Linked DNA regions of Homo sapiens: region 2 is linked to region 1. A link is an interaction called in ENCODE POLR2A ChIA-PET data of the cell type or tissue named here. Cell type or tissue: B cell. All regions are shown on one strand. Links, peaks and the distances in the headings refer to the core of each region. The heading gives the core; the rest is flanking DNA. Region 1 holds the start of MIR12117 (microRNA 12117). Region 2 has its middle 36 kb from the start of B4GALT1.

Region 1 (5,320 bases), core at 1-5,000:
AGCTCATCTGACCCTGTCCTTCTGGTTTTTATGGAAGCTTCATCACATAGGCCTGATAGACTACATCATCGGCCATTGCCAGTCAGCTCAACCTTCAGCCCTTTTCCCCTTCCTGAAGGATGGGAGTGGGACTGAAAGTGCCAACCTTCTCATCATGGCTTGGTCTTTCTGGTGACCAGTCCCCATCCAGGAGTTCACTGAGAATCATTTCATTAAAACAAAAGACGTTCCTATCACCCGGGAAATTCCAAGGGATTAGAAGCTCTGTCAGGAACCAGGGTCAAGCACCAAATATTAGAACAAAAGATTCTCCTAGCATAAATATTAGAACAAAAGATTCTCCTAGCATAAATATTAGAACAAAAAATTCTCCTATTGCTCAGGAAATTATAAGAGTTTTAGGGGCTCTGTACCAGGAACCCAGCGCAGAGGCCAAATATATATATTTTATTATCTCACAGTGCCACACAGGACTTTGCAAGCTGTCAGGTCTGAGTGAGATGGAGCACACCAGTGAAAGGTTAAGTTCACCCTTTCACTGATGTGCTCCACTTCACTGAGACACATATCCACACAGACACACAGAGACACACACATCCACCCAGACGCACGCATCCACCCACACACCTCCACACATGCCTACACACTAACATGCATAACACAGCTGACATATGCCTATGAGAGGTCAGAATACCTGGATTCAAATCCTGCCACTGCCTCTTATTCTGTGACCATGAGCAAATGACTTGGCCTCTCTGTGCCTCAGTTTCTCACAAAATGCCTTTCAGAATTTTTTTTTTTTTTTTTAGAGACAGAGTTTCAATATGTTGACCAGGCTGGTCTCAAACTCCCGGCTTCAAGCAATCCTCTTGCCTCAGTCTCCCAAAGTGCTGGGATTGCAGGTGTGAGCCACTGCACCTGGCCCCTAATTTTTCTATTATTTGTTTGTTTTTTAGAGACAGGGATCTCACTATGTTGCCCAGGCTGGATTCAAACTCCTGGGCTTAAGTAATCCTGCCTCAGTTTCTGGTTCTGTGTAATGGGAGTTATAACAGAACCTATTTCATAGGGCTGTTATGAAGATTAAGTGAGTTAATACCATACTTATGAAGCACTTAGAACATGCCTGGCTCATAATAAGCACGACAAGTGTTACGCTTGTTTAATTGTTTGAAATTCACGTGGGCATATGTGTTGACATATACAGACTGCCATGTACATATTGCACAGATATACATATGCACACACTCAGGTGCTGGGGATCTTCCCTTTTCCTCTTCTGGGGCACACGTCTTGAACTTTGCTATGTGGCAGCTGGGTGAGTAAACCTCAGGGCGAGTGACTGCTGCTATTCTGGAGACACCCAGGACCTCACCAACAGTGTTTCCCCCACCCTTCCACTCCCCACCTGAGTGAAGGTGTTTAGGATGGCAGCCTTGGGGAGGGAAAGAGGTTTAACCCCCTCCCCATGGGCTCCAAGGGACCAGGGAGGGAGGAAGGAGGAAGAGGGCCAAGGACAGGCTCCTAGGCTCAGCCATTTCCTCAAGAAATGCTCTGTTTCTAGTCTCATACAGGACCCAGAACAACCAAGTCTGAGCCAAGCAGAGCCCCTTAATCATGAGAGTAATCACCAGATCCCCCACATACCACCTCTTTTCCATGGGAGAACGTGGCCCAGGTGCCAAATCACTGGCCTACAGCTGTTCTTTGGAGGCAGGGCCAAGGGGCCCAAGGAGGCGGCTGCCCCTGGGGGTGAATGAGTGGCGCCTCCCTGGGCGAGACATGTTTGCTGCTCTCGACTGAGGCCAGCTGTGTGGGGGTGGGGGGAGAGGGGAGGGAATGAGGATGATCACATTGACCACATTCTGAAGGTTACCAAGTTTCTGCCACATATCCAGGCTCCTTCCCTCTTGTTTCTTCCAGGAGGTGGGATTTCAGACATTCCTAAGGGCTGGTTTCTTCTTAGAACTGGAACTTCTTACCATGCCAGAAAGGAAATGAGGTTTGTCTGGCTGAGCCGGTCATGGCAGGCAAGCCTCATTTCCGTCTTTGGCAGTGTCCCCAGGCAGGGAATGTGGCTACTGCCTTTTTCTGGGCTTCAGGACCTGTACCCAGGCTGTGAGGCAGAGGAACCCCAGGTGCAGAGGAGGTTGTTATGAGTGACAGGGTCAATAGACTGGAAACCAGAGGAACATGACACCCCAAGGACATTTGCCCTGCAGCGAGATGTGTTCCAGGGTCACCAAGAGTAGAGAGAGGGCACAATGATATCACGGTGTATTTGGGGAGAGTGAGTGCCAGGTCACCAGGCAGGGAGCCTGGAAAGACAAGCCAGGAGGAAGCCATACAATGACCATTACGTGTGGCTGTCTCTGACTCCCCACTTGCTGTGTGATGCTGGGCAAGTTGGTTCCCCTCTCTGTGTCTCTGTGTCTTCTGTAGGAAGTGCCCTGCTGTTGACTTTTCCTCTTGCCCTGCGACTAACCTTCTCTGTCTTCTTGAGGGAAGTCCATTTATTTCTGGGTCATCATTTGTAAAAGCAGCAGGATCACCCCTTCCTGCTCTCCTCCCTCCCTGCCTCCCTCCCAGGGCTTCCTGGAGCATCACGGGGTAAGCTATTAAAGTTCTACCTGGTGAGGGAGGGCTGGCATGGCGTTGGAGACATCTCCCTCTTGTGCCCAATGCCATCCACGCTCCATTGCTGTCCCTCAGAAGTGCTTCTTTGTCTCCATCCTTCCTCTCACCTGCTCTTCCTTAACTTCCAAAACTCAGGCTTCCTGATCATCCCCTACCAAGCTCAGCAGGGTCAAGAGTACCCAGGGGCCTGAGGGAGAAGCACAGGGATGCGGACAGGGTGGCTGTACCTCTGCTCAGCTCCCAGGAGTAAGAAATAGGGTTAAGAGGAGCGTGGGAGCAAACTCCCTACCCAGGCTTCTTTCAGCTGGGCCATCTGTCCTTTGACAAAGGGATCTAGGATTTCCTGACCTTAAGAAGGCTCCCTTAAGTGGAAATGCAGATAAAAATCACAAAGAGATACACCAATTTGGATGGTTATTATTTTAAAAACCAGAAACACAAAATAAGTGTTGGCAAAGATATGCAGAAATTGGATCTGATGTTAGTCATTGTTGATTCAGGGTAAAAGAAAAGAAGAAATTGGAATACTTGTGCATTGCTGGTAGGAATGTAAAATGGTGGAACCCCTATGGAAAATGGTATGGAAATTCCTCCAAAAATTAAACATGGAATTACCATAGAATGCAACAAGTCCATTTTTAGCTATATACCCAAAAGAAATAAAAACAGGAGCCTGAGCAGATACTAGTTCCTAGCACTATTATTCACAGTAGCCAAAAAAAAAAAAAAAAAAAAAACCCACGAGTCCATTGATGGATAAACAAAAGGCGGTATATACATACAATGGAATATCGGTCAGCCTTAAAAGGGGAGGAAATTCTGACATATACTACAACTCAGATGAACCTTGAAGATATTATGCTAACCGAAATAAGTCAGTCACAAAAGGACAAATATCATATGATTGCACTTAGACGAGTCAGCTAAAATAGTCAAACTCACAGAGACAGAAGGCAGAATGGTGGTTGTCAGGGGCATGGGGAAGGGAAGGGGAATGGGGAGTTATTGTTTAATGAGTACAGAGTTTTAGTTGGGGAAGATGAAAAAGTTCTGGAAATGGATGGTGGTGGTGCAACAATATGAATGTACTTTATGCCACAGAACTTTACATTGGCACTCTGCCCCCGATGACTGACTTTTCAGTTGCTACCTGTTCCCATTTAAAAATGGTTAAAATGGGCCGGCTTGGTGGCTCATGTCTGTAATCCTAGCACTTTGGGAGGCTGAGGCGGGAGGATCACCTGAGGTTGGGAGTTCTCGAGACCAGCCTGACCAACATGGAGAAACCCTGTCTCTACTAAAAATACAAAATTAGCCAGGCGTGGTGGTGCATGCCTGTAATCCCAGCTACTAGGGAGGCTGAGGCAGGAGAATCTCTTGAACCTGGAAGGCGGAGGTTGTGGTGAGCCGAGATTGGGCCATTGCATTCCAGCCTGGGCAACAAGAGTGAAACTCCATCTCAAAATAAATAAATAAATAAGGTTAAAATGTGGAGGCCGGGCGCAGTGAGTGGCTCACGCCAGTAATCCCAGCACTTTGGGAGGCCAAGGTGGGCGGATCACTTGAGGTCAGGAGTTTGAGACCAGCCTGGCCAACACAGTGAAACCCCGTCTCTACTAAAAATACAAAAATTAGCTGGGCGTGGTGGCACATGCCTGTAATCCCAGGCACTCAGGAGGCTGAGGCAGGAGAATTGTTTGAACCCAAGAGGTGGAAGTTGCAGTTCATTTACTTAGCACGTCACTGCACTCCAGCCTGGGCAACAGAGTGAGACTGTCTCAAAAAAAAAAAAAAAGGTAAAATGATGCATTTTCTGTTATGTGTATTTTACCACAGTATGAAAAAATAAGAAGACTCCTGTGGTGAAGGCTTCGCCTGGTCTGTTCTGCTCTGGAGGTGGCAGCGCATGGTGGTTAGTCCCAGCATCTTCCTGGAGATTTGAGCGTGAGACGTGCTGGCTGTGTGGGCTGTGCCACCTGAGGAGGATTGGCCAGTCATAAGGACTCAGCCTGGTTGCTGAATCCAGCTGGGGACCTTGACCCCAGTGACTGGCTTTTCAGCGGCTACCTGTTCTCGAGACAAATGCTGTCCTCCCCTAAGGAGTCTGGGCTGTGGCAAAGCTATGACATAGGTACAACCGTCCTTTTGCCAGGTGGGGCTTAGGTGGAGAAGTTGAAGCCTGGACTCAGTCAAGATCTCAGGACTGGGAGCAAGGAGCCTCTTACTCCCAGGGTGCCCACTTGGTTCCCACTGACTGTTGGTGGAAACTAGGGGCTGAGCTGGAGGCTTTTTAGAGGAAGAAATGACAAGCTGGGGGCTGGATTATCCCTGGGGGTGAAAATGGAGTCAGCTAGATAGGTTATGTCTTGAAGGAGAGGAGGGTCCCCTGGTGTCAGGAAGCAGAGCCTGAACTCCATGTTAGACCCTGGATTGGAGAGTGGGCAGGACACTTGGGAGAGACAGGACTTGGTACTGGCGAGGGTACTACCACACCCATTCTGGGAGTGGACTATAGAGAAATAAATCCTAAAAGTGGACCTATCTTTTGACCTCACAAGTCAACTTCTAGGAATTCATCCTAAGAAAACAAAGTCACACCCCAAGATGTATGTGCGTCAGTGTTCGCCCTAGTGCTGTTTGTAGCCCTGGAAAATGAGAAGCCACCGTCAACGGGGGACTGTGC
Region 2 (5,377 bases), core at 304-5,303, 96 kb before region 1:
AAAAAGAAAAAAGAACCTATGAGCTAAGAACTGAGGACTGAGTGGGAGTTGCGTAGAAGGAGCTGGGAATTCAGATGTAGAGTGAGGGGAGCATCCCATATAGGAAGAAGAGCATGAGTGATGATAACTCCATCATTAAGCCAGCATCTTTTGAAGAGAGAGCAATACTTCAGCTGAGTTGGGCCAGCTGAGAGTCCTGGTTTCTCACATTACCCAACTTTGGGCCCTCAGCTAATACATCAGTGAAAGACATTTTCTTTTTCCCCAGAAGCAGCCCAGCAGAGACCACTCCATCCTGTCCTGACTCTTTTCCTTGTTGAGCCATTACATAAGGAGAAATACGAAACACTTCCAGAAAGGCCTTGGCACACTGAACATGATTTGTATATCAATCTCTCCCTTTCATTCATGCTCCTGTCATTCATGCCATAGGAAGAATGCTAGTTTTCTTCCTTATAGCCACTATCCCACCTTCCTTACTCCTATATTGGGGGCAGCAATGTGCCTAGTCTTAGCTAAGACTACATTTTCCTTGCAGATAGGGATGGCTAATGAGAAGTAAGGGGAAGTGATTGGGTGGCGTTTTGAGAAAGCTGTATAAAGGAGGCTAACTTAGCTAGCAAGTACCACTTCATCTTTCCCCCCATCATTCTTCCTTTACCTCCCTGGGACATGGACTTGATGGGTGAGGCCCTAGCAGTCATTTTTTATCCGTGAGGTGATCTTAAGGAGTAAAGTCATGTGCCACAGATAGCAGAGCAGAAGACAAAATAATTCTAATCTGGAGACCTTGTAGATAGAGTCCCCATACCTGCCTGGCCTTTCCTAGGAGAAAACTAAGACCCTGTCTTATTTAGACCACTGTTGACTTGGATCTCTCTTAGTAGCAGCTGAGCAAAATTCTTCACTGATATAACCTCAAAATCCTCTTATAATCCAGTTTCTCTCCACCAAATAGCCCCAAGTCATTCATTCATTCATCAATTCACTGATTGATAACTATTCCATATTCTAGAATCAGATGAGATTATGTGGGTATAAAAGCATGTTGTAAATACCAAAGCATTAAACACATGTTACACTGTGCTATAATTTTCATTAATATTATGACTTATTGTTACTCCAGTATCATAATCAAGGAGATTTTAGTAAGTAGTATGCAATTTGCTGGGGGGAAACTCCTGTTAGTGGTGTGAATTATTGAAACCAGTGCTATTTGATGTCATAAATTAAAGAAGAAAGGGGTGATCTAGTACAAGCACGTCTCAAAGTTTAGTATGCACAGAGAAAAACTTGGGAATCTTGTTAAAATGCCGATTCAGATTCAGAGAGGGTCTGTGGTGGGCCCTGAGATTCTGCATTTCTAAAAAGGTCCTAAGTGATACTGCTTGCCCTGAACCTTTGAATAGCAGGGACCTAGGAGACCTTCCAGGTGCTGGGGAAGAAAATGATAAGAGAAGAGAAAGGTAAGCCGAAAGCAGAGAGGAGAGAATTTCTGAAAATGGGAAACAAGAAGTTATTCTGAAGCTTTACCTTCAAGCAGGTTAGTAACTTAATAAAAGTCAAGAACTGTGCATGCATAATTTCATTTAATTTTTTACAATTTTAGGTAAAAGGAAATATAAGCCTTGTTTTACAATTGAGAAAGTGGAAACTCAAAGAAGTTAAAAATATACCCATAGGAGTCAGGTACAGTGGGCTCACGCCGATAGTCCCAGCCACACAGGAGGCTGACGCAGGAGGATCACTTGAGCCCAGGAGTTCATGACACCCACCTGGGCAACGTGGTGAGATCTTGTCTCAAAAAAAAGAACCCAAAGTCAGCAGTGGCAGGGATAGGATCAGCCCCAAGCTTTTCAGTGTCCAGAGTGTGTATTTTTTCCTAAGCACCTTGAGGGAAGCTTGCTCCTTTTGCTGAATTCTTCCTCCTCATCCAGGACATATTGGTCAGAGGAGGGCAAGACCATTGTAGGGTACCAGACCTACTGCTATTTGAATCTGCTTGGCTCAACTCTTATCAATCCTGAAGGCTTTCTGTGGCTGCTATATTTTGATTTAAAACACTGGAAGCTGGGTTTTGATGGGGCCCCAGGAGTGGGGAGCAGGAGAGGTTTCTGAGGGATGCTTATAAGTTTTTTGAGACACTTTCTGTGTTGTAAGCCCAGTATCACTTGCAGAGGCTGCCATATTCCAGAGTAGCAAGAGCACATCCTGGAGATGGGGAGCTGCCAAGGTGAGAGCAACCCCTGCTTGGGCTCAGACATGGGACCCTCACTTTCTCCTTGGATACATGAGACCATTGAGGGGCTAATAAAACCTGAGATTCGTCCCAGCAATTGGCAGACTGGCAAGTGCCAGGCCCTCGTGAGGACCCTCACTTCTTCCCAAGATAGGAGATAAATGGACACTTTATGTCCCCGCAAAGGGTCAGCCACTCAGGGAGGATCCTCTGTGATTGGCTGCTGGTTCTGCTCCCCACAGCTCTGGTGTAAATCTGGGCCATTTCCTTCTCCAGTTTCCCCCATGTGATTCGCCTTTGGCTAATCTCACTACCGTGGGGAGCTGGGAAAACTTCCCTGCACAATAAATCTTTGATTGGGAAGGTGGTTTTATCATTTGAGAGGAAAGAAAGTTGAAGAAGGAGAGGACGTAAGTGACTAGTGTGTTCAGGGAGTGATGTAAGGGATGTGAAAAGGCAGGGAGGGGTTCCCAGCTGAGCACAAGGTGACAAGAAACGGATAAACCTGGGACTGCAGGGCGGGGTTGAGGAGGTGCCAAGGGGAAGAATCCCAGAGGCACATCAGGAAAGCTAGCCAGGGGCCTGAGTGCAGAAAAGGGCGAAAGAGCTTTCAGATAGAAGAGAAACCAACACACATACTGTGGTTCCCTTTCCTCCCCAGAGGACAAACTGTGGTCTGCTTTGACGTCAGCTATGCAGATGTGCTGAGGCTGTTCGGCATGTTGGTTCCAGGCCTGGGATGCAGCCGGCAGCACCAGAGGCGGGGAGGGAGGGGACACTAGGGGCAGCCTCTCGCTGAAGGATGCCCAGAGGCACCCCAGTGTGGAGCAGCCCAACGGGAAGGACTTAACAGCATCTACTCTGGCTGAGCCTAAATCATCCTCCAGCCTCCTTTATTCCAGGTTCCCACTATCCCCTTGTTTCTGAGACAGCATCAGCATTTCCAGGGCTATGAAGGCCACAGCCACCAGATGGGCTGCAACACTGAATGACATTGGATATCCCAGGCCACCCTTGCTCTGTCTGCCCTGGTCCTAAAAGTAGAGAAAAGCCAGGAAAACCCTCCATGGAGCCCACAGCCTTCACTGTCTCCTGATCACCATGTCATGCTGCTCAAAGTGGTTGACAGTACTTGCTCCCTCTACTTTCTCGATTCTCATTCTCCCAGCAGTCTCTAGTCTAGCTTCTGCCCTGCCCCTTCTACTGAAACTGCTCTTGCTAATGTCATCAACAGTCTAGGGCCAAATCCAGGGGCCACTTCTCAGGCCTTACTTTTTCTATCAGCTATTGCCTGTTGATTATACTCTTTTTTTTTTTGGAGACAAAGTCTAGCTCTGTTGCTCAGGCTGGTATGCAGTGGTGTGATCACGGCTCACTGCAGCCTTGTCCTCTTGGGCTCAAGCGATCCCGCCTCAGCCTCCTGAGTAGCTGGGACTATAGGCATGTGCCAGCATGCCTTTCTAATTTTTTTTTTTTTTCTAGTAGAGATGGGGTTTTGCCGTGTTGCCTAGTCTGGTCTTGAACTCTTGGACTCAAGCAATCCACCCGCCTCCATCTCCCAAAATGTTGGGATTACAGGCGTGAGCCATTGCACCTGGCCTCAGGTTCTTCCTAACTCAAAGCTCTGCCAACTCCTAGGGTGTAGCCCTCAACCTCCTAGTCTAAGACGGTACCATCTCATGCTCCAAACAGCACAATGGAGGGAGGAAAAAAGATGAATGTAAAGGACATGATCCTACTTTCTCTCAAAGATTCCTAGAAGCTGCTATGTGACATTTCCACTTTTTGTTTTTTTTTCTGAGTCGTAGTCTCACTCTGTTGCCAAGGCTGGAGTGCAGTGGTATGATCTCAGCTCACTGCAACCTCTGCCTTTCAGGTTCACGCCATTCTCCTGCCTCAGCCTCCGGAGTAGCTGGGATTACAAACATGTGCCACCATGCCTGGCTAATTTTTTGTATTTTTAGTAGAGACGGGGTTTCACTGTGTTAGCCAGGATGGTCTTGATCTCCTGACCTCATGATCTGCCCGCCTTGGCCTCCCAAAGTGCTGGGACATTTCCACTTTTATATTATTGACCCAAACTCAGTCACATGGTCATATCTATCTGCAGAGAGGCTGGGAAATGTAGTCCTTATTTAGCTAAAAATTGGATTACCATGAATGAGGGGGAGAAAAGATACGGAGGGATATAAAGAAGCTCATGTCAGAGCTTCCATGACACCACCAATGGTGGATTCTACGGACTGGTTCACATAACATCCCTTCCCATCTCCTTCCAGTACATTACAGCTGGGATGTCACACTTCCTACACTCCATTGCAGCTGGCAATCCAAATGAGCTTAGGAATTATCATTCTATAAACTTGCATGTAACTTGAACCTGAAACTAAGTTAACTGGAGAGAGAGGATGCAGGTAGGGCATTCATTTTGCTGATGTGGATTGTGGCAGATTGATTTTGTAGTCCCCAATCAGTACTGGTTTCTGGCCCAGTAGCTTCCTGTGGCAGGAGTGGTGGCAGGTTCTTTCATGATCAGTGATGGCAGAACCGTGATGATTCTTAGGGTTTACAATTATTTCTGGAAGCTCCATTTTAAGTCTACCCCTCCAGCCCTGCTAGTAATGTTGTAAGACAGAACTTTTCAAACTTTAATGTTCATATGAATGGCCTGAAAAATCTAGATAAAACGCAGATTTTGATTCAGTAGATCTGCCATGACATATAAGATTTTACATCTCTAACAAGCTCTAGGGTAATGCCTGATCGGGAAGATGGATTTCTTAGTAACTCAAGCCTGGGGTGTCCTCTGCTCACCTATACCTGGTCATAAATTCCTTTCTACTTTAACTATTGTATTAGTCAGTGTTCTCCAGAGAGACAGAATCAATATATATCAATATCTACTGTATCTGTGTCTGTATCTATAGAGAGAAACTGTCAATGGAAAAAAAAAAACTCTGTAATATATACTATGTTTTAAAGAGGTTTATTTTGAACCAGTATGAGTGACTGCAGCCTGGGGAAAATACAAACCCAGAGCCTCGAGTACGTGCTCCCAAGGCAGTCACAATGCAACTCTGTTTTATACATTTTGGGGAAGCAGAAGTTACAGGCAAAGTCATAAATCAATACATGGAG

The links. Peaks named below come from ENCODE experiments on the same cell type or tissue, not always from the same donor. Only the 100,000 strongest peaks of a DNase experiment are listed, where the experiment ranks them.
Region 2: POLR2A ChIA-PET joins it to region 1 with 14 read pairs; 4 of 35 experiments call an interaction of 5 or more read pairs at or near these places.

What each region holds. Positions count from the first base shown.
Region 1 is chr9:33,103,935-33,109,254 of GRCh38, reverse strand. MIR12117 (microRNA 12117) reads right to left here and starts at 563; the gene lies at 490-563. It also overlaps a transcript of B4GALT1 not described here. RefSeq lists an enhancer at 1,386-1,565. In B cell, for the core only: no CTCF peak of the experiment used is centred there; no DNase peak of the experiment used is centred there.
Region 2 is chr9:33,200,249-33,205,625 of GRCh38, reverse strand. No RefSeq gene overlaps it. Among named protein-coding and RNA genes, the nearest start is that of B4GALT1, 36 kb to the right of the region's middle. RefSeq lists an enhancer at 3,260-3,309. In B cell, for the core only: no CTCF peak of the experiment used is centred there; a DNase peak (open chromatin) is centred at 2,915; H3K4me3 peaks cover 670 bases.